Regions from separate parts of the Homo sapiens genome. Here regions 1, 2, 3 and 4 are each linked to region 5. Evidence: chromatin contacts called from ENCODE Hi-C or POLR2A ChIA-PET data. All regions are on one chromosome and are shown on one strand. The core of a region is the stretch at or near the end of the contact, and the rest is flanking DNA. Distances in the headings are between cores, read along the strand shown. Region 1 holds the start of TBL2 (transducin beta like 2). Region 2 holds the start of CLDN3 (claudin 3). Region 3 holds the start of ABHD11 (abhydrolase domain containing 11). Region 4 holds the start of VPS37D (VPS37D subunit of ESCRT-I). Region 5 holds the start of LIMK1 (LIM domain kinase 1).

Evidence for each region. Hi-C counts contacts between places; a loop is a spot of excess contacts on that map. ChIA-PET counts read pairs that join two places held with the same protein, here RNA polymerase II (POLR2A). Pooled maps may share reads with other maps.
Region 1: a map of CD8-positive, alpha-beta T cell shows a loop between it and region 5 (5-fold over the local background). The contact joins the promoter of TBL2 here to the promoter of LIMK1 in region 5. A Hi-C loop is called at or near these places in 3 of 168 maps with a recorded cell type or tissue (CD8-positive, alpha-beta T cell, HL-60/S4 and naive thymus-derived CD4-positive, alpha-beta T cell), 9 of 37 single-sample maps with no recorded cell type and 11 of 50 pooled maps. POLR2A ChIA-PET finds 5 or more read pairs at or near these places in 1 of 52 experiments (Caco-2).
Region 2: a pooled map shows a loop between it and region 5 (3-fold over the local background). The contact joins the promoter of CLDN3 here to the promoter of LIMK1 in region 5. A Hi-C loop is called at or near these places in 1 of 50 pooled maps. POLR2A ChIA-PET finds 5 or more read pairs at or near these places in 2 of 52 experiments (OCI-LY7 and PC-9).
Region 3: a map of B cell shows a loop between it and region 5 (6-fold over the local background). The contact joins the promoter of ABHD11 here to the promoter of LIMK1 in region 5. A Hi-C loop is called at or near these places in 5 of 168 maps with a recorded cell type or tissue (B cell, CD4-positive, alpha-beta T cell, CD8-positive, alpha-beta T cell and 1 more), 11 of 37 single-sample maps with no recorded cell type and 17 of 50 pooled maps. POLR2A ChIA-PET finds 5 or more read pairs at or near these places in 4 of 52 experiments (GM12878, WTC11, activated CD8-positive, alpha-beta T cell and 1 more).
Region 4: a pooled map shows a loop between it and region 5 (8-fold over the local background). The contact joins the promoter of VPS37D here to the promoter of LIMK1 in region 5. A Hi-C loop is called at or near these places in 1 of 37 single-sample maps with no recorded cell type and 5 of 50 pooled maps. POLR2A ChIA-PET finds 5 or more read pairs at or near these places in 3 of 52 experiments (PC-3, activated T-cell and activated naive CD8-positive, alpha-beta T cell).

The regions. Positions count from the first base shown.
Region 1 is chr7:73,577,079-73,581,483 of GRCh38, reverse strand. It overlaps TBL2 (transducin beta like 2), which reads left to right and starts at 2,905. Exons shown (of 7, transcript NM_012453.4): 1 at 2,905-3,064. The coding sequence starts at 2,935. RefSeq lists an enhancer at 2,254-2,323 and a silencer at 2,654-3,293.
Region 2 is chr7:73,767,565-73,771,705 of GRCh38, reverse strand. CLDN3 (claudin 3) reads left to right here and starts at 1,436. Exons shown (of 1, transcript NM_001306.4): 1 at 1,436-2,709. The coding sequence starts at 1,657. The coding sequence ends at 2,319.
Region 3 is chr7:73,736,143-73,740,135 of GRCh38, reverse strand. ABHD11 (abhydrolase domain containing 11) reads left to right here and starts at 1,334. Exons shown (of 6, transcript NM_148912.4): 1 at 1,334-1,490; 2 at 1,673-1,808; 3 at 2,401-2,574; 4 at 2,745-2,915; 5 at 3,026-3,207; 6 at 3,445-3,993. The coding sequence starts at 1,366. The coding sequence ends at 3,577. RefSeq lists enhancers at 221-877, 878-1,535 and a silencer at 1,214-1,313.
Region 4 is chr7:73,665,125-73,669,426 of GRCh38, reverse strand. It overlaps VPS37D (VPS37D subunit of ESCRT-I), which reads right to left and starts at 1,596. Exons shown (of 4, transcript NM_001077621.2): 1 at 1,331-1,596; 2 at 1-8. The coding sequence starts at 1,468. RefSeq lists an enhancer at 439-1,434 and silencers at 1,416-1,715, 1,826-1,925, 1,936-1,985.
Region 5 is chr7:74,081,505-74,085,455 of GRCh38, reverse strand. LIMK1 (LIM domain kinase 1) reads right to left here and starts at 1,652. Exons shown (of 16, transcript NM_002314.4): 1 at 1,411-1,652. The coding sequence starts at 1,465. RefSeq lists enhancers at 1-327, 839-1,108, 1,595-2,273, 2,169-2,278, 2,274-2,952 and silencers at 1,299-1,348, 1,459-1,508, 1,629-1,898.

The sequences.
Region 1 (4,405 bases), core at 1,656-4,155, 510 kb after region 5:
TCAGCCTCCTGAGTAGCTAGGATTACAGGTGCGCACCACTATGCCAGGCTAATTTTTGTATTTTTAGTAGAGACAGGGTTTCACCATGTTAGCCAGGCTGGTCTCGAACTCCTGACCTCAGGTGGTCCGCCTGCCTCAGCCTCCCAAAGTGCTAGGATTACAGGCATGAGCCACCGTGCCCAGCCTTAACTTTTTTTTTTTTTTTTTTGAAACGGAGTCTCACCCTCACCCAGGCTGCAGTGCAGTGATGCAATCACGGCTCACTGCAAAACCACCTCCCGGGTCCAAGTGATCCTTCTGCCTCAGCCTCCCAAGTAGCTGGGACCACAGGCATGTGCCACCACGCTCGTCTAATTTTTGTAGTTTTTGGTAGAGACGGGGTTTCACTATGTTGCTCAGGCTGGGCTCAAGCTCCTGGGCTAAAATCTGGGCCTCCCAAAGTGGTGGGATTACAGGTGTGAGCAATCACACCCAGCCTATTTATTTATTTTATAGAGATGGGGTCTTGCTATGTTGCCCAGACTGGTCTTGAACTGCTAGGCTCAAGCAATCTTCCCACCTTGGCCTCCCAAAGTGTTGGGGATCACAGGCTTTAGCCACTGTGCCTGGCGGCTGTAATTATTTTAAAAGAAGTTTTCTTCTTTCTTTCTTTTTTTATTTATTTTATATTTATTTTTGAGATGGAGTCTCACTCTTATCACCCAAGCCGGAGTGCAGTGGAGCAATCTTGGCTCACTGCAACCTCTGCCTCCCAGGTTCAAGTGATTCTCCTGCCTCAGCCTCCCGAGTAGCTGGGATTAGAGGCGTGGGACACCACGCCCAGCTAATTTTTGTACTTTTGGTAGAGACGGGGTTTCGCCATGTTGGCCAGAGACGGGGTTTCACCATGTTGGCCAGGCTGGTCTCGAAGTCCTGACCTCAGGTGATCCTCCCGCCTCGGCCTCCCAAAGTGCTGGGATTACAGGCATGGGCCACCGCACCCGGCCTTAAAAGAAGTTTTCTGGCCGGGCGCGGTGGCTCAAGCCTGTAATCCCCCAAGCACTTTGGGAGGCCGAGGCGGGCAGATCATGAGGTCAGGAGATCGAGACCATCCTGGCTAACACGGTGAAATCCCGTCTCTACTAAAAATATTTTTAAAAAATTAGCCGGGCGTGGTGGCGGGCGCCTGTAATCCCAGCTACTCGGGAGGCTGAGGCAGGAGAATGGCATAAACCCAGGAGGCGGAGGTTGCAGTGAGCCGAGATCGCGCCACTGCGCTCCAACCTGGGCAATAGAGCAAGACTCTGTCTCAAAAAAAAAAATAAGTTTTCTATGAAAAAATTTCCTGGTCTGGGCCAGTCGCGGTGGCTCACACCTGTAATCCCAGCACTTTGAGAGGCTGAGGCGGGCGGATCACGAGGTCAGGAGTTCAAGACCAGCCTGACCAATATAGCGAAACCCCGTCTCTACTAAAAAATACAAAAAATTAGCGGGGCATGCTAGCGGGCACCCGTAATCCCAGCTACTCGGGAGGCTGAGGCAAGCGAATCGCTTGAACCCGGGAGGCAGAGGTTGCAGTGAGCAGAGATGGCGCCATTGCACTCCAGCCTGGGCGACAGTGCAACGAGACTCCATCTCAAAAAATAAAAAATAAAAATAATCTCCCAGCTCGGCATGGTGGCTCACGCCTGTAATCCCAGCACTTTGGGAGGCCGAAGCAGGTGGATCACCTGAGGTCAGGAGTTCGAGACCAGCCTGGCCAACATGGCAAAACCCCCGTCTCTATAAAAAACACAAAAAGTAGCAGGGCATGGTGGCACGCGCCTGTAATCCCAGCTACTCTGGAGGCTGAGGCAGGAGAATCTCTTGCACCCGGGAGACGGAGGTTGCAGTGAGCCGAGACGCGTCACTGCACTCCAACCTGGGCAACCGTCTCAAAAGTAAATACATAAATAAATAAATAAAATAAGTTTTCTATTAAAAATTCTCCCTTTTAACTTTCGACTTGCCAGGCCAGCCCCAAATCCAGGCCCTCGTCACCTCCCTCTCGGATCCTTGAAGCCACTGCCGGTTTTCTGATTTTGGTCTTTTCACACAAAGGTCCATCCAGGGAATCCTCAGACACAGCTTTTGCCCCACCTCTCCCTGTAATGAGCAGCTTGTTGGATGGAGCCAGCGCTCAACGTCCCCCAGACCTTTCCGCCCCTCTAGCCATTTCCCACATCCCAGCTTCTCAGGTCTTTGCGGAGGCTGTTCCACTCCACGCGCCTGGCCTACTCTTCCTTAAAAGCCCATCTGAACTTTCGCTGATGCTGAGTTTCCTATCCGTTAAATGGTAATAATAATCCCCGCCCCGCTTCCTTGAAAGGATCCAGTGTGGTGATGGCTGGAATAATGCCTTTAATAAACAATTATCAGTGAGTTCTTCAGGAGGAGGCGTGAGCAGTGATCGCAAATCCCGCCTTCCTCCGCCCTCCGCAGCCCTGCAATCTCAACCGCCAGGCGACCCGCCCCTCGAAACGCACCAAGGGTCGAGCCCTGCCCCTCGAGATGTTCTACTTCCAGGCCCCGCCCCTCGAGACACTCTACCTCCGGGTTCTGCCCCTCGAGACGCTCTAACAACCCAGCCCCGCCCCTCGAGACGCGCTAACTCCAGACTCTGCCTCTCGAGGCGCTCTAATAACTAGGCTCGGCGGGTGGAGATGCTCTAACTCCAGGCCCCGCCCCTCGAGCGCCACAACAGCCGGGCCCCACCCCTTGAGGTGCTTTAACGGCCAGGCCCCGCCCTGAAGGCGTTGTAACAACCAGGCTCCGCCCCCAGGCGCTCTAACGGCCAGGCCCAGCCGCTTGAGGCTCCCCAACGGCCAGGCCGCGCCCCCGCGTGCGTGCGCGGCCCGGCAGAGCCGTGCGGGCGCCCGCGTACTCACTAGCTGAGGTGGCAGTGGTTCCACCAACATGGAGCTCTCGCAGATGTCGGAGCTCATGGGGCTGTCGGTGTTGCTTGGGCTGCTGGCCCTGATGGCGACGGCGGCGGTAGCGCGGGGGTGGCTGCGCGCGGGGGAGGAGAGGAGCGGCCGGCCCGCCTGTAAGTGGGGCCGGGTCGGGTGGGGGCGGCCCGCGGTGTCCCGGCTCCCGGCCTCCTCGTGGTCCGACCTGCGGTTTGGGCCCGCGGCTGGTGGGGCCCGGCGACTCCATGGGCCTCAGTTTCTCCTCTGGTAACGTGAGCTTCGCTTCCAGAGACGGGGACCCGCCTTGCCGGGTTAGGCGCACCTCCTGGGGCGGGACTGGCTCCAACCTGGGCCCCTTACTGCGGCTTTCTCTGTGGCCGAGGCCAGGCCGTCCCCGGGGTGGCCAGGAGAGCACCGTAAACTCTTCAGCCTGCTCCGTGGCCGCGATCTCGGAAAAAGCACCAATTCTGTGATGTGCAGCAGCATTTACTGGGCATCTATGACCCTGTGATAGGCTTTGGGGTCTTTTTCTGTAAGGAGTCCAGTAAAGGAGAAGTACATCTGTATTATGAACACCTAAATATGTAAGTGAAAAACACGGTGAAATAAGTTTCACTGAGGCCAGGCGAAGTGGCTCACGCCTGTATTCCCAGCACTTTGGGAGGCCGAGGCAGGGAGATCGCTTGAGCCCAGGAGTTTGGGACCAGCCTGAGCAACATAGCAAGACCCCATCTCTACGCAAAATTAGCTGGGTGTGGTTGTGCACGCCCCTGTAGTCCCAGCTCCATGGGAGGCCGAGGCAGGAGGGTGTCGTGAGTCCAGGAATTCAAGGCTGCAGTGAGTTGTGATAGATCGCGCCACTGTACTTCAGCCTGGGTGACGGCAAGAGCCTGTCTCTGAAAAGTTTCATAGAAGAGGTTAGTACTAGAAATGGGAAACACCAGAGAGTCAGTGGGCAGCCCTGCTCTTTTTATTTATTTTTCAGACAGAGTTTCGCTCTTCTTGCCCAGGCTGGAGTGCAGTGGCACAATCTTGGCTCGTTGCAACTTCCGCCTGCCAGGTTCAAGCGATTCTTCTGCCTCTGCCTCCCGAGTAGCTGGGACTACAGGCACACACCACCACGCCTGGCTAATTTTTGTATATTTAGTAGACGGGGTTTCGCCACGTTGGTCAGGCTGGTCTCGAACGCCTGATCTCAGGTGATCCACTCGTCCTGGCCTCCAAAAGTGCTGAGATTACAGGCGTGAACCACTGTGCCCGGCCAGCCCTGCATTTTTTTTTTTTTTTTTTTTGCAGGGGGACGGAGTTTTGCTCTGTCGCCCAATCTGGAGTCTAGTGGCGGGATCTCGGCTCACTGCAAGCTCCGCCTCTGGGTTCACGCCATTCTCCTGCCTCAGCCTCCTGAGTAGCTGGGACTACAGGCGTCCGACACCACACCCGGCTAATTTTTTGTATTTTTTGAGTAGAGACGGGGTTTC
Region 2 (4,141 bases), core at 187-2,686, 310 kb after region 5:
GTCAGGGAAAGACTCACTGAGAGCAAAAAGCTGAAGGCAGTTAGGAGTAAGCTATGTGGATGTCTGCAGGCATGTTCCATGTACAGGGGACAGTAAGTGCAGGGACTCTGAGGCAGGGGCATGTGGTATGCAAGGGCTGCTCTGAGGGGAAGAGAGGGGATGGGGTTAGGAACAGCCCAGGCTGAACCTCCAAGGCCAAATCTGAAGGGCTCTGAGCTTGGTGAAGAAGGGGGAACGATCGTCCAGGTGTGACAGCCAGGGCTTTGAGTGTAGCATTTCTGACTTCCCAACCTTTTTTTTTTTTTTTTTTTTTTTTTTTAAACAGGGTCTGCTCTGATGCCCAGGCTGGAGTGCAGTGGTGCGATCATAGCTCACTGCAGCCTCGAACTCCTGGGCTCAAGTAATTTCCTGCCTGAGCCTCCGGAGTAGTTGGGACTATAGGCACACGCCACCACACCTGGCTAGTTTTTTAATTTTTTGTAGAGACGGGGTCTCACTATTTTGCCCAGGCTGGTGTCGAACTCCTGGTCTCAAGCAATCCTCCCTTCTCAGCCTCCCAAAGTGCGAGGATTACAGGAGTCAGCCACCACGGTGCTCGGTCCTGCCCGATTTCCCACTTTTGCGGAGATCGAACCTCTTTCACCACCATTTCATTAAGGTGGGCCTCAGCCCTGACTCAGGCTCAAAGGGAGGGAGGACAGGGCTCGGAGAGGGGAGGGGACTCAATGGGAGGAGGGGGACTTCTGGGAGGGGAGAGCAGCTTAGCTAAAGGCATGCAGGCTCACGGCCAGCGATGGGAACTGGAGGGAGAGCTGGAGAGGAATTTGAGCTTAGTTAGGCTTAAGGGCATCTTTTGGGTACCTTTGCGCAGGCAGTCCCTGGCTTCTGGGCCCAGCAATTCCTGGGCTGGACAACCCCACCGCCCGGACTCAGGCTGAGCCTGTGCGACGTGTGTACGGGAGGGGCAGAGCAGCAGGTGCGCGGCTCCTGCAAACAGCCGCGGCCACGCCCACCCTGGTCCTCCCCGCCCCGCCGTTCCGGGGTAATTGGCAGCGCCCCCATCCCCACGCGGCACGTGCCAAAAGCGCCCAAAGTGGTGAGGAGAGAGAAGCCGTGTCAAATTCTTTGGGATTTGCACCCCAAGCCCCTGACGCATCCCGTCCTCGGTTTTGCCCCGGAGAATTCATTCCCGAGCAGAGAGGGACAAGGACCGAGGGGCGGGGGCTGGGTCAGGTCCCGCCCTTCCTTGGCAACCCCCCTACCCCGGCGTTGTGGGCCGCGCAGGGCCAAGTCCTTCCTCCCAGGACGCTCGGTGAAGGTGGGAGGCAGGGGCCACGTCACTGTCCTTAGGCCCTGGAGAGCGCGGCTCCGCCCCTACCGCCCCCACCGGAGCGCTGGGCACTTAGCTAAGACGCACCGGCCCCAGCCCAGGGCCAGCCCAGTCGCCGCCGCCCGCCCACAAAGCCACAGGCAGGTGCAGGCGCAGCCGCGGCGAGAGCGTATGGAGCCGAGCCGTTAGCGCGCGCCGTCGGTGAGTCAGTCCGTCCGTCCGTCCGTCCGTCGGGGCGCCGCAGCTCCCGCCAGGCCCAGCGGCCCCGGCCCCTCGTCTCCCCGCACCCGGAGCCACCCGGTGGAGCGGGCCTTGCCGCGGCAGCCATGTCCATGGGCCTGGAGATCACGGGCACCGCGCTGGCCGTGCTGGGCTGGCTGGGCACCATCGTGTGCTGCGCGTTGCCCATGTGGCGCGTGTCGGCCTTCATCGGCAGCAACATCATCACGTCGCAGAACATCTGGGAGGGCCTGTGGATGAACTGCGTGGTGCAGAGCACCGGCCAGATGCAGTGCAAGGTGTACGACTCGCTGCTGGCACTGCCACAGGACCTTCAGGCGGCCCGCGCCCTCATCGTGGTGGCCATCCTGCTGGCCGCCTTCGGGCTGCTAGTGGCGCTGGTGGGCGCCCAGTGCACCAACTGCGTGCAGGACGACACGGCCAAGGCCAAGATCACCATCGTGGCAGGCGTGCTGTTCCTTCTCGCCGCCCTGCTCACCCTCGTGCCGGTGTCCTGGTCGGCCAACACCATTATCCGGGACTTCTACAACCCCGTGGTGCCCGAGGCGCAGAAGCGCGAGATGGGCGCGGGCCTGTACGTGGGCTGGGCGGCCGCGGCGCTGCAGCTGCTGGGGGGCGCGCTGCTCTGCTGCTCGTGTCCCCCACGCGAGAAGAAGTACACGGCCACCAAGGTCGTCTACTCCGCGCCGCGCTCCACCGGCCCGGGAGCCAGCCTGGGCACAGGCTACGACCGCAAGGACTACGTCTAAGGGACAGACGCAGGGAGACCCCACCACCACCACCACCACCAACACCACCACCACCACCGCGAGCTGGAGCGCGCACCAGGCCATCCAGCGTGCAGCCTTGCCTCGGAGGCCAGCCCACCCCCAGAAGCCAGGAAGCCCCCGCGCTGGACTGGGGCAGCTTCCCCAGCAGCCACGGCTTTGCGGGCCGGGCAGTCGACTTCGGGGCCCAGGGACCAACCTGCATGGACTGTGAAACCTCACCCTTCTGGAGCACGGGGCCTGGGTGACCGCCAATACTTGACCACCCCGTCGAGCCCCATCGGGCCGCTGCCCCCATGCTCGCGCTGGGCAGGGACCGGCAGCCCTGGAAGGGGCACTTGATATTTTTCAATAAAAGCCTTTCGTTTTGCACTCGCTGGAGCCTCCTTGTTCCCAGCGCCTCCACCTCCCTGCAGAGCTCCCCCTCGGGGCGGCCTTGGCTGGATCTCGCTCTCCCGGATGGAGCTTAGAGGGAAGATGGGGTTGTAAGCTGAGCTTGGTGATGGCGGGGTGGTCACTTGCCCACTCCCTGGGGATTCGGAAGACAGCCTGTGAGGCCAAAGCCAGCGCCCAATCTAGGAAGCAGGCATGAGCACTTTCCGCACGCCATGGCTGGGGATGGGAGGGGAAGGTGGCAGAGATGTGCCCCTGGGTCTGTGCTGGGAGCCCGGACCCCGCACAATACCCGACACATTCGGAATCTCCCGTGCGCCTTGTGAAAGAGCGCATTCCGTACTGCCATTTCCTATTGGAAAAACGAAAACAAAAAGACCTATTGTTTGGATAAAACACGCCACCAAAAGTAAAACCGGGCCAAATCTTCTCACCTGGGGGAGAGATGAGAAAGGGTCCCCATCTCCTTCCTGGGACCCTCAAGGGAGGGAAAGAGGGAGGACTTAGAAGGGGTATCTCAGAGGGGCTTGAGGCCGGGTCTCACTGGCTCACTCCTAGAGGACGAGGTGGGAGGCTCGCTTGAGCCCAGGAGTTCGAGACCAACCTGGGCTACATAGCAAGACCCTATCTCTACCAAAAAAAAAAAAAATTAACTGGGTATGATGGCATACACCTGTGGTCCCAGCTACTCAGGAGGCTGAAGCAGGAGGATGGCTTGAGCCCAGGAGGTAAAGGCTACCGTGAGCTATGATTGTGCCACTGCACTCCAGCTGGGGCAACAGAGTGAGACCCTGTCTCAAAAACAACAACGACAAAACACACACACACACACACACACACACACACACACACACACCCCAGAGGAGTGGTTAAGGTGAACAGTGTGGAGAGGCACTGGTGCCTTGGAGAAAACACAGGAGATTCAGGCGGGAAAAGGGGCCTGAACCCAGGCACAGGGTGACTTGGTGGGGGCGAGAGATTCAAATGACTGGATGGAACATAAAGGGAGACAGGAAGTGTCAGTAAAGCCCAGGACTCCAGCAAGCAAAGGCCAAGTCATGGAGAGTCCGTATGTGGAATTACAAACTTTGAACCTTACTCTGGGTGTAGGGAGTCATGAAAGGGGAAGTACCTGGTCAGATGCTTTTAACCTCTCCAGCAGCCCCTGTGGAACTGGGATTCAAGGAGAAAGATAAAGGAGGGGAACCACCTAACAGGATATGCCGCCATCTTGGAGTGAAATGATGGTGGCCAGAAATTAGGCAGGGGCAGGGAGTGGGGGCAGAACCTGACAGGGGCTGTTAAAGTGGGCAGGACCCGGGAGCCATTTGGATGTGCAGGGTGAGAGAGGCGAGAATCTAGAAAAGAAGGCTGGAATCTGGGAGTTTCAACTTAGGTCACTGATTGGATA
Region 3 (3,993 bases), core at 85-2,584, 350 kb after region 5:
CCCAGTAGCTGGGATTACAGGGCCGTGCCACCACCCACGGCAATTTTTTTTTTTTTTAAACGGAGTCTGTCTCCGTCCGGTAGGCTGGTGTGCAGTGGCATGATTTCCGCCCATTGCAACCTCCGCCTCCTGAGTTCAAGCGACTCTCCTGCCTTAGCCTCCCGAGTAGCTGGGATTACAGGCACCCGCCACCACGCCCAGCTAATTTTTGTATTTTTAGTAAAGACGGGGTTCCACCATATTGGCCAGGGTGGTCTCCAACTCCTGGCCTCAGGTGATCTGCCCACCTCAGCCTCCCAAAGTGCCGGGATTACAGGCGTGAGCCACCGCACCCGGCCTAAAAAAAAAAATTGTAACCATGATTCAGTAAAAAAAAAAAAAAAAAAAAAAATGTTAAAATTAGTCTGCGCCTGTAGTCCCAGATTCTCGGGAGGCAAAGGCGGGAGGATCGCTTGAGCCCAGGAGGTCGAGGCTGCAGTGAGCTACGGTCGCGTCACTGCACTCCGGCCTGGGCGAGGGTAAGACCCCCACCAAAAAAAAGTATAGGACTCGGGCAACTGGCTATCTGGAAGACAGACAGCACCCCAGCAGGAGGTGGGGTGTGGAGAAGACCTTGAAAGGCAGGGTGCCTGATAGGGGAGTATGAGAATGGGGAGTATGGGCAGAAAAGCAGGTGGGATCAGACTGGGGGAGCCTTCCCCAAACGTAAAAGGGACGAAGGGGCTTGGGGAAGAGCTCTAGAGTGCCCCCGAGCTCCTTCTAGATCGACGACTCCAGGATGGGTGGGTGTCCGTGCTCCGCCCAACCTGCCCGGGCCCCCGGCAGTGGAGCACGGCGCCACCACACTGGCACTCCGCCGCCCAGAGCCACCCTGGCGCCGCTCGCCCCCGCCGGCGGCACAGAAACGATGGCAGCCACCCAGGTCAGTGAGCGATGGCAGGTGCGGGGCGGGAACCGAGCCCTAAGCTGCAACCAGAACCGAGCACGCACAGAGCGGCGCAGACCGAATTCCCAGATTCTACGCACCGCGGCGCTTCGCGAGGGGAGGGGCAAGCACCGCGGGTTGCCCAGCCTAGGGCGAGGCCAGGTGCGGCGCTCAGGGCGACCCGCGCAAAGCCTGCGGGGATTACGTAATGGCGTAAGGGGCGGGGATGGAGGCGGGGCCGGACTGTTCTCGGGGATACGTAAGGAAACGGGACCAAGGGCGGAGAATCCCGCGATGGGGGCGGGGAGAGGGCGGGGCTCAAGTCGGAACTGGGCGGGGCGGCTGAAGACGGAAATGGGCGGGGCTGCGAGCTAGGGCGGGAGAAGGAGCGCGGGGAGGACGTACCTTGTGAGATGCGAGCCGGCCAACAGCTTGCAAGCATGCTCCGCTGGACCCGAGCCTGGAGGCTCCCGCGTGAGGGACTCGGCCCCCACGGCCCTAGCTTCGCGAGGGTGCCTGTCGCACCCAGCAGCAGCAGCGGCGGCCGAGGGGGCGCCGAGCCGAGGTCAGTCAAGGGCACCGGGCGGGAGGCCATCCTCTGTCCTCCTTTTCCTGCCGGGCCCCGACGGCCCCATCTCCTCCCTTTGGGCCTGTCACCTCCCAGGCCTCTCCCCCAAAGCTCTTTCCCCCTACCCCTTTCCCCGTCTCCGCCGGCTCAGACTCTGACCTCGATCCTTCCCCTGCCAGGCCGCTTCCGCTTTCCTACAGGCTTCTGGACGGGGAGGCAGCCCTCCCGGCCGTCGTCTTTTTGCACGGGCTCTTCGGCAGCAAAACTAACTTCAACTCCATCGCCAAGATCTTGGCCCAGCAGACAGGCCGTAGGGTGAGCTTTCGAGTGGGCGGGGCTCCTTTGGGGCTGGGCGGGAGTGGGCGGGGCCTGAGAGGAGGCGGGGCAGGGGGGGTCCCGCTTCTCACGCTCACTTCCAGATCCCTCACTCTGAGTATGGACCCTGAACGGCAACCCCATTTATTCCCTCACGTTGCCATCTTCATTAATTCATGTTGTAGATCTCCATCGGGGCTGGCCCATGCCTAGGCGCCTGCACCCTTTCCATGAAGGGGCCTGCTTGTTCACTAGGGATGACCGGGAGCTCACCACCTCTTATGGCAGCCCATTCTTCTGTGCTCCTACTGTTGGAAATTCCTGGAGTCTCCTTCCTGGCATTCTCCGAGATTGCCACCCAGCCAGGCCAGCCCTTCAGAGACGTGGTCACAACCCTGGGGCCTGCTCTTCTCTGGCAGAGTGGCCCCAGGTTCTTCATCTGGGCCTCCTAGGTCTGGAAACTGGGCCCTTCCCCTCCACAGGGTGTATCCCCAGGCTCTCCACACCTTTGACCTGCTGTCCCTACAAGCCTTTGGCTGTCTACCCCCAGAATGGGGATATCAACGCAGCCCCGTCTCACCCCACTCCCCAGGTGCTGACGGTGGATGCTCGTAACCACGGTGACAGCCCCCACAGCCCAGACATGAGCTACGAGATCATGAGCCAGGACCTGCAGGACCTTCTGCCCCAGCTGGGCCTGGTGCCCTGCGTCGTCGTTGGCCACAGCATGGGAGGAAAGACAGCCATGCTGCTGGCACTACAGAGGGTGAGCCGCCCATGTCTGGGGCCTCCTCCCATTCAGTATATACCCTGAGGGCCCTGCAGGCAACCTGGGACTCACATGATCGTTGGATGACCAAGTTCAGGCTCCAGGAGCCATGCCTGAGACTCCCTATGTCTGCCTAAGACTGGTCCCAGTTCGGTTCTCTCCCACAGCCAGAGCTGGTGGAACGTCTCATTGCTGTAGATATCAGCCCAGTGGAAAGCACAGGTGTCTCCCACTTTGCAACCTATGTGGCAGCCATGAGGGCCATCAACATCGCAGATGAGCTGCCCCGCTCCCGTGCCCGAAAACTGGCGGATGAACAGCTCAGTTCTGTCATCCAGGTGATACACCCAAGGTGCCCCGGATGGTATTGTAGACCAGGACCTGTCAAGGGAAGAGTGGCACCCCCAGACCGCACAAGGAACCTCCCCCAACTGCTGCACCCCCACAGGACATGGCCGTGCGGCAGCACCTGCTCACTAACCTGGTAGAGGTAGACGGGCGCTTCGTGTGGAGGGTGAACTTGGATGCCCTGACCCAGCACCTAGACAAGATCTTGGCTTTCCCACAGAGGCAGGAGTCCTACCTCGGGCCAACACTCTTTCTCCTTGGTGGAAACTCCCAGTTCGTGCAGTAAGCTAGCCTGGGTAGTAGGAGGGGCATGCTTTACTCGCCCAGGCCCCAGCCTGGGGACCCTACCAGGGGAGGCCTTGGGTGTGGAAGGGGGGTGGCTGAGAGGCCAGAAATACCACCGGGCATATGGGCTCACACAGCTCTCTCCATTTCTCCCCGTTCTGCTTCCACGTGTCTCTTTCACTCCTCCTCATCCCACTTTCACCCGTTTTTGATGGCCGTCGCTGCGATGCACAGTCCCAGCCACCACCCTGAGATTATGCGGCTCTTCCCTCGGGCCCAGATGCAGACGGTGCCGAACGCTGGCCACTGGATCCACGCTGACCGCCCACAGGACTTCATAGCTGCCATCCGAGGCTTCCTGGTCTAAGAGTTGCTGGCAAGAAGATGGCCGGGCGTGGTGGCTCATGCCTGTAATTCCAGCACTTTGGGAGGCTAAGGCGGGAGGATGACTTGAGGCCAGGAGTTGGAGACCAGCCTGGCCAACATGGTGAAACCCTGTCTCTACTAAAAATACAAAAATTAGCCTGGCGTGGTGGTGCACACCTGTAATCCCAGCTACTCTGGAGGCTGAGGCAGGAGAATCACTTGAACCCTGGAGGCAGAGGTTGCAATGAGCCGAGATCACACCACTACACTCCAGCCTAGGCAACAGAGCAAGACTCTGTCTCAAAAAAAACAAAACAAAAAGGAGGCACAAAACCCCAGGCTTCAAGTCTCTGCAGCCTGCTCCACATTTGGGCACAGAAGGACTCAGACAGGCACTGTGTGGGCACGAGGTTTTAC
Region 4 (4,302 bases), core at 347-2,846, 420 kb after region 5:
CCCTGGAACTGCGGGCAGAGAGGAGCTAAGAGGCCCGCTCAGGGGATCTGCCCTGTCCACCCTACTGCCCCGTCCACCCTACTGGGCGACCGTGCCTGAGGGCCAGGCCAAAGGCACCTGTCAGGCACCCCTTCAGGGTGGTGAACCCAACAGGTGAAGGGACGATGACAGGCCGGGACCAGAACTGGCTCTGCCCTGAGCTCCCTCTCTGGCCTCAGTTTCCTCTTTTACAAATCGAGTTAAAAAACATCCACCTTATGGGGTTGTTGAGAGACTTAAGTGAGGAAAACTATAAAGGCCTCTACAAATGTTAGTTAATTTTTAATTTTTCAATTAATATGTCTGCTCAGGTCCCGGAGGAGTGCCCCTCCCTCCTCTGCCCCATTTTCCATGCATGGACAGCTTCCCTCTCACTCCAGGCCTTTGTCTGTTTCCTCCTCAGGTGTTTGCACCGAAAACACTCCCACCCCCTGCTCATCCTCTCCAGAGGGGTGTCTGCACCCCGTCCCCTCACAGCACCCCCTCGGGTCACCCTCTCTTCCCTTCCCACCCCTTCCTCTGCCTCCAGTGGAATCCTCACACCCCAAGGAATACACACCCCCTTTTCCTCCCTGCTCCGGGCTTACAGCAGCCCCGGCCCTGGAGAAGGCTTTTTCCTTGTCTCTAGCAGGGCCCAACCTCCCCTCCCTGCCCCTGGAGAACGCACTCCCCTCCATCTGTCCCTTGTGGGATGCACAAGCCCCTCCTCGCCTGCCTGCTTTCAACACACACTTGCCCTTTCTGCCCCCCACAGACAACCAGCCCGGGCCTATCTCCCGTGAAATATACAACTTTCTCTTACGGTGGCCTATGCAATACACACGGCAGCTTCCAGCACCCCTCCCCAACGCCAGGCACAAAGCCCCCTCTTGCGCCCCCAGAATGCGTGAACCCCCAACGGCCCCTCCAGGTGTCAGACAGGCCCCTAGTTCTCCCAGTGGAAGGCGCCTCCTCTTTCTGGCCCTTACAGAACGTGGGTGTGCGAGCCAGGGCCCCCCACAACACAGCCCCCCGGAACACACCTCCCCGGAGCATCCGCTGTAGGACACGCCTCGCGGCCATCCTGGGGGTGCACAGGCGCCCCCCTCGGGTCCCCGGCGCCCCACCCGCCCCAGGCCAGCTCCAAGCGCCCCCTCCCCCGGGGGTGGCTCCGCGGGGCCCACTCGTACGTGCCAGGCTCCGCGCCCACGGGCGGCCCCGCGGCCCGGCCCGCGCGGCCCTTCCCTCGAGCGGCAGGTCCCGCAGGCCGCTGCCCGTCCCCCGCGCCCCCCGCTCGAGCCCCCCGCGCTACCTTCCTGCTGAGCCGCACGATCCGGTCCAGCTTGGGCTCATCCTGAAGCAGGTCCCGGAGCTGCCCGGTGCTGAGGATCCCAAAGCGCCCCGGGCTGCCGGGCTCCGGCCCCGCCCGCGCCGCCCGGGCCCGGTACATGCCGCCCGCCCGCGCCCCCAGCTCGGCTGCTGGCTCGGCCCGCTCGGCCCGCTCCGCCCCGGCTCCGCTCCGCTCCGCTCCGCTCCGGCTCCAGGATCCGCTCCGGCTCCGGCCGCACGCACCGCTCCGCCGCCAGGGGGCGCCCCTCCCGCTCTTAAAGGAGCCGCGGCGCCGGGGCTGGGGGTGGGGCAGGGAGGAGGCGGGCCGCACCCCTCCCCGCCCCGGCCGCGCCGCGCCGCCTCCAGCACCCCAGGATCGCCCAGCAACCCGATCTCCCCGCCCCTCCCGGAATCTGAGCCGCCCTGCTCTGCGCCCCAGCACCGGCCCTGGCTCACCACGCCCCCAGGCACGGACTCTCCCACCCCGGGCGGTTACAATTTGCAGAGCCCGTGCACGTTTTCCCCTCGGATGGCAACAACAAATTTCTGACTTTGGCCGGGCGCCGAGGGCTCCTGCCTTGCAGCCCTCCCCAAGCCTCAGTTTTCTCTTCTGTAAAATGGGGTTGGAGATGGTGAGCGCTGACTTGCTGGCCGGGCGCGGTGGCTCTCTCCTGTAATTCCAGCGATTTGGGAGACCGAGAAGGGAGGATCGCTTGAGGCCAGGAGTTTGAGACCAGCCTGGGCAACATAACAAGACCCCCGTCTCTATTTAAAAAAATTTAAAAATTGTCAAAAGGGTGAAAAGAGGCCGGGCGCGGTGGCTCACGCCTGTAATCCCAGCACTTTGGGAGGCCGAGGCGGGCGGATCACGAGGTCAGGAGATCGAGACCATCCTGGCTAACATGGTGAAACCCCGTCTCTACTAAAAATACAAAAAAAATTAGCCGGGCGTGGTGGCGGGCGCCTGTAGTCCCAGCTACTCGCGAGGCTGAGGCAGGAGAATGGCGTGAACCCGGGAGGCGGAGCTTGCAGTGAGCGGAGATCGCGCCACTGCACTCCAGGCTGGGTGACAGAGCGAGACTCCGTCTCAAAAAAAAAAAAAAAAAGAGTGAAAAGAACAATTTTTAAAAGTATTTAAATGCTTTTAAAAAGTATCCGGACATGGTGGCATGCGTCTGTAGTCCTAGCTACTCAGGAGGCAGAGGTGGGAGATTGCTTGAGCTCAGTTTTGAGACCAGCCTGGGCAACACAGCAAGACCCCATCTCTATAAAAGTAAAATTAAAATGCTGAGGGATAGTGATATGGCTAGCAATGTTATAATGAATACACATAGTAGGTCAATACCCACTTGTTATTTTAGACATGCAGAAGCATCACAGAGGCCGGGCACGGTAGCCCATGCCTGTAATCCCAGCACTTTGGGAGTCCAAGGTGGGTGAATCATTTGAGGTCAGAAGTTTGAGACCAACCTGACCAACAAAAATTAGCCGGGCGTGGTGGTGGGCGCCTGTAATTCCAGCTACTCAGGTGGCTGAGGCAGGAGAATCGCTTGAACCTGGGAGGCGGAGGTTGTAGTGAGCCGAGATAGCACCACTCCACTCCAGCCTGGGCGACAGAGACTCCGTGCTCCGTCTCAAACAAAGAAAAAAAAGAAAAAAAAGAGATGATGTCGCCTCCCCAAAGTCACATTACAGGTAAATGATACAGTCCCGTTTCTTCTCATTTGTACAGTGTCCACAGAGCATACGATGCCGCTCTGCGCTGAACACTGGGTTAGGCCCTGTGGGGACACTGTCCCTGCCCTCAGGGAGTTCATGGATTAAGGCAGAGTCCCATTCCCACTCAACTAATTCTAGTATAAGACAAATGGCAGGTGTCACCTCATGATGGCTTTGTGATTCCCATGTGATCCCCGATATGTCCTGTACCTTGTCTTTACAAATAGGTTAAGCCATTGTCCCCATCTCAGGAAATAGACACTCAGAAATTAAGTCAGACAATGAGTGACCCAGCCTGGGCAACACAATGAGACCCCCATCTCTGCCAAACATAAAAAATAAAGTAGCCGGCCGTGGTGGTTCGTGCCTGTAGCCCCAGCTGCTCAGGAGGCTGAGGTGGGAGGATCACTTGAGCCCAGGAGGTTGAGGCTGCAGTGACCTATGATTTTGCCACTGTACTCCAGCCTGGGAAATGGAGCAAGACCCCGTCTCAAAAAACAACAACGACAACTGAGCTTGTTCCACCTTAATACACTGCTACAAAAGTACAAAGAGCAATTAGGAAGGCTTACCAGAGGAGGTGGCATTTGAGCTGGGTTTCAGAGGTTGAATAGGAGTTCTCAAGTTGAAGGAGAAAATGATGAAAGCAAACAGAAATCCATAAGCCAAGGCATAGGGGCGGGAAGAGCTGAGCAAGGACTCTCCCTATCCAGCCATAGCATGGTGGGCAGGCATGGTGCCAATGTCTGGGAGAAGCGGCAGGACAGCCTTGTTGACAGACCATAAAAGTAACACTTCTACTTTTTTTTAAAAACAGTTCTACATTTTTACAACAACTAAAATTGGCTTTCCCCTTCAAGACTCATCTGGAATATCACCACCTCCAGGAAGCCCTCTCCACCTTCCCAGGCTAGGGGGTTATTCCCTTTTCCTCTGGACTCACACAGTCCCTTCACTTTCTTTTTAGACAGAGTCTCCCTCTGTCGCCCAGGCTGGAGTCAGTGGTGTGATCTCAGGTCACTGCAATCTTTGCCACCCAGGTTCAAACAGTTCTCCTGCCTAAGCCTCCGGAGTAGCTGGGATCACAGTAATTTTTTTTTTTTTTTTTTTTTTTTTTTTTTTTTTTGAGACAGAGTCTCACTCTGTTACCCAGGTCAGAGTGCAGTGACGCGATCTCAGCTCACTACAAGCTCCGCCTCCCGGGTTCACACCGTTCTCCTGCCTCAGCCTCCTGAG
Region 5 (3,951 bases), core at 403-2,902:
GGTAAATGAGGAGAAAGGAAGCAGTGGCTTTAGGGATAAGGCAGTGGGTGACATTCCTATCACAGCCTCCTTTCTTCCCTCTCCTGCCCAGGAAGAAGTACTAAGAGGGCCCTTCAAAGGCAGGGACTGGACAGGGCTGGATTAGTGCATCCTGGGCTGAAGCCAGCTGGGAGGTCAAGGGCAGGAAGCCTGGAGGTGCCGGCCCTAACAGATCCTTGGCAATGAATGCCCTGGCTTGGCAAGGGGAGGGGGCTGCAGACCTGGGTACTCCCAGACACCTGTCCCAGGGAGGCCTGGCACCTCCTCTAGCCAGCCACAGGCATGCTTAGTCATCCTTGGGGCCTGGCACCCTTGGAGCTGGTGGGCCCTGGAAAATGCCCCAGACCTGCCCCTCTCCACTGTACAGAAGGGGAGACTGAGCCCCAGAGATGGCATGGCTTGCCCAGTCACATAGCTAGGTCCCAAGGCCACAACAGCCTGACCCTCTGTGAAGACGCAGGTACCTTAGGTAGGCAGGGGCTACAGGAAGGTGGGCCCCTACCCCAATCAGGTTTTCATGGGCCTGGGAAGAGTTGGTGGCAGGGGGAGGTGTGGAGTCAGGCCCTGCCTTGGGGCCAGGTGGATCTAAGTGACAGGTCAGCGAAGGAGATCCAAGGAGGGGCCCCCAGACCCTGTCCTAGGCTGGGGGAGTCCTTGAACCCTAACTGCAGTGCAGTACTGCGCCTTGGGCCCCAGTGAGGGAGAAGGGGCTAAAGAGGAGGTTAGGATGAGTCATGCTCCCAGCCAAGACTGAGGGCAGGCACCGGGTTTGGGGCACGGACAGGGAGAGTGGATGAGGCTCCCGCAGTACACGGCCTCCGGCTTCCTGGACGCCTATCTCCGCTCTACCCATCTGGCCCCCAATCACCGACACCGGGGGGGCAACTACCCAGTTTCCAAATGTACAGAAGGGGAAACTGAGGACCAGGAAGTCAGCGCCTGGCTCAAGGTCACAGAGCCGGGCAGGCGCCCGGCGGCCACTGGGACCCGGGGCTGCGGCTTCCCCAGCCGCTCTTTCTTCCGAGACTGGATAAAGGGTGGCCCCAGGGCGAGGCCCGGGTGGTGGACAGAGCACGCGGATGGAGGCCGACGCGGGGTGGGCAGTGTCTGGGAGTCCTTCGCGGGGGGACGTGGGAGGAGGAAAAAGGGTCCAGGGGCCCCCAGACCCGCAGGAGGGCAGCTCGCCGGGGGCCGGGGAGGGGGATCCCGGGCGGGAGGGGGACAGGGAGGGGCCTGCGGGCTTCGTAAGGACGAGCTCATCCCGGAGGAGGCAGGGGCGCGGCCTCCTGGCAGACCCGGCCCCCTCCCGTGCCCCACGCTGCCCCGGGCACCCCCTCCAGGCCCTCGCCCCACACCCCGCGGCCCGCGCACCTTCCTCTCCCATACGTTCTTCCCTCCAGGTGCAACAAAGTAGCGTCAACCTCATGCACTCGACGGGGGGCGGGGCCCGGCGGGGCTGGGGCTGGGGGCGGCCGGGCCCGCGAGCTCGCCCACCGCCGCCGGCCCGGGGAGGCGGGGGCGGAGGGCGCGGGCCGGGCCGGGCCGGGCCGGGGGCGCCTCTCGGACACCGGCGGGGAAACCGGCTCGGCGCCGCGGCGGCTTGGGGAGCGAGCGGAGGGGCGGACCGAGGCGGGGCCTGTGAGCTGCGGCACGGGGGCGGGGCGCGGGCGGCCGGCGGCGGGAACGGCCCTGCGCGGCCCCGCCCCCACCAGAAAACCCCGCCCCCACGCCCAAGGCCACGCCTCTAGAGGCCACGCCCCGCTGCGGCCCGGCCTGGGGGCGCCGCGAGCTGGCGCGGCGCGCCCCGCCCCTCCCCGCCCCTTCCGCCCTTCATTCATTCTTCTTTCTCCCAGCGACAGGCCTCGGCTGGGAGCTGCGAGGCCCAGCTGTCTCGGAGGGCCGCTAGCTCTGCTGGGGCAGGCCAGGAGGATGTAGGAGCCTAGAGAAGGGGCCTCCGCTTCCCTGCGCGAGGCCCCCACAGACCCAAACCAGCTGCAGCCGGGAACTCGGATCAGAGCTGGAGAGGCCCTGTGGACCCCCAGGACACTGGTGGTCGCCTTGGGGAGGGGAGGGAGGCGGGCCGGGTTTTGTCCCTCTCTCTGAGGCCTGCATTGAGGCCAGGCTGGGCCCGGGGAAGGTGACGGTCCGCGTCTCAGGCCTCGCGAATGAGCAGCACCAGAGAAAGGAGCGAGCCCCTGCCAGGCGGTGACAGGTGTACTCTTCTCAGTGCCGATTACCTGGAGCTGGGGCTGCCCTGCCCAGGGTCCTGGAGGGAGCACGGGTTTGGGCTGAGTCAAGCGTCCAAAGGAATTGGGTGGTCCAGTCCAGCACTGATGGTGGAACGCCCTGCCTAGATGTGGACAATTCTAGAATGCTGGACATGGGCAGGAAGCAACCCTGTCCCCCCTAGGTCTACCTTCCACGTCATCCCTCTGCCCAGGAAGCAGTGACCGGAGTGGAGCCACGTGCCCACGTGAACCCAGTGAACAAGAGGCAGCGCTAGCCCAGCTCCAACTCTAGTCATCATGTTTGTGGGGAGAGGTCTAGGCACGTCTGCAAAGTGGGGGGCACTCACCCCTGGGTGCAAAACAATTACGTGGGGTGGGAAGAAAATACTAGATTTTTTTTTTCTTTTTTTAGATTCGGTCTCGCTCTGTTGCCTAGGCTGGAGTGCAGTGGCGGGATCTCGGCTCACCGCAGTCTCCACCTCCCAGGTTCAAGCAATTCTCCCACCTTAGCCTCCCGAGTAGCTGATATTACAGGCGTGCACCACCATGACCGACTAATTTTTGTATTTTTAGTAGAGATGAGGTTTCACCATGTTGACCAGGCTGGTCCTGAACTCCTGACCTCAGGTGATCCACCCTCCTCGGCTTCCCAAAGTGCTGGGATTACAGGTGTGAGCCACCACGCCTGGCCAGAATTTTTAATTTCTCATGAGAAAGAAGGCTGGGCACAGTGGCTCACACCTATAATCCCAGCACTTTGGGAGGCCAAGGTGGGAGCATCACGTGGGGCCAGGAATTGGAGATCAGCTTAAGCAATGAAGTGAAACCCTGTCTCTTCTAACTTTTTTTTTTTTTGAAATGGAGTTTCACTCTTGTTGCCCAGGCTGGAGTGCAATGGTGCGATCTCAGCTCACAGCAACCTCCACCTCCCGGGTTCAAGCCATTCTCCTGCCTCAGCCTCTGGAATAGCTGGGATTATAGGCATGCACCACCATACCTGGCTAATTTTGTATTTTTAATAGAGACGGGGTTTCTCCATGTTGGTCAGGCTGGTCTCGAATTCTGGACCTCAGGTGATCCACCCACCTTGGCCTCCCAAAGTGCTGGGATTACAGGCGTGAGCCACCGCGCCCAGACTTTTTTTTTTTTTTTTAATTAGCCAGGCATGGTGGCTCATGCCTGTAGTTAGTTACTTGGGAGGCTGAGGTGGGAGGATACTTGACCTCAGGAGGTTGAGGCTGCAGTGAGCTATGATTGCACCATTGCACTCTAGCCTGGGTGACAGAGACCCTGTCAAAAAAGATAGGGAGGGAAAAAAAGGGGAAGGAAAGAGAGGGGAATGAGAGCCTTGTAACTTGGCTGTAGGGCATATACCAGGCAGGACCCTGGCTGGAAACAGAAAGTGCCACTTAGTGGGGCTAACTGGGGAGAGTTTGATAAAGGGGATGTTTGCAATGCACTGGGGAGGGGGGATTAAAGGAGATCAGTAAGGACTGGCACAGTTGGAGGGGTGGCAGCAGTTACCAGCCCAGGGTAAGGGGGCATAGAGGGGGTCCCTGGAGGAGAGGCCTGCCTGAGAGGAGCTGTGCAAGAGGGGTCCCCAGTTCTGGGGGACTCATGGGGAAGAGGGCCCAGAAGGGCTATTCTGATCTGACTCCCCTGCTCTTCTTATTCTTCCATTGCC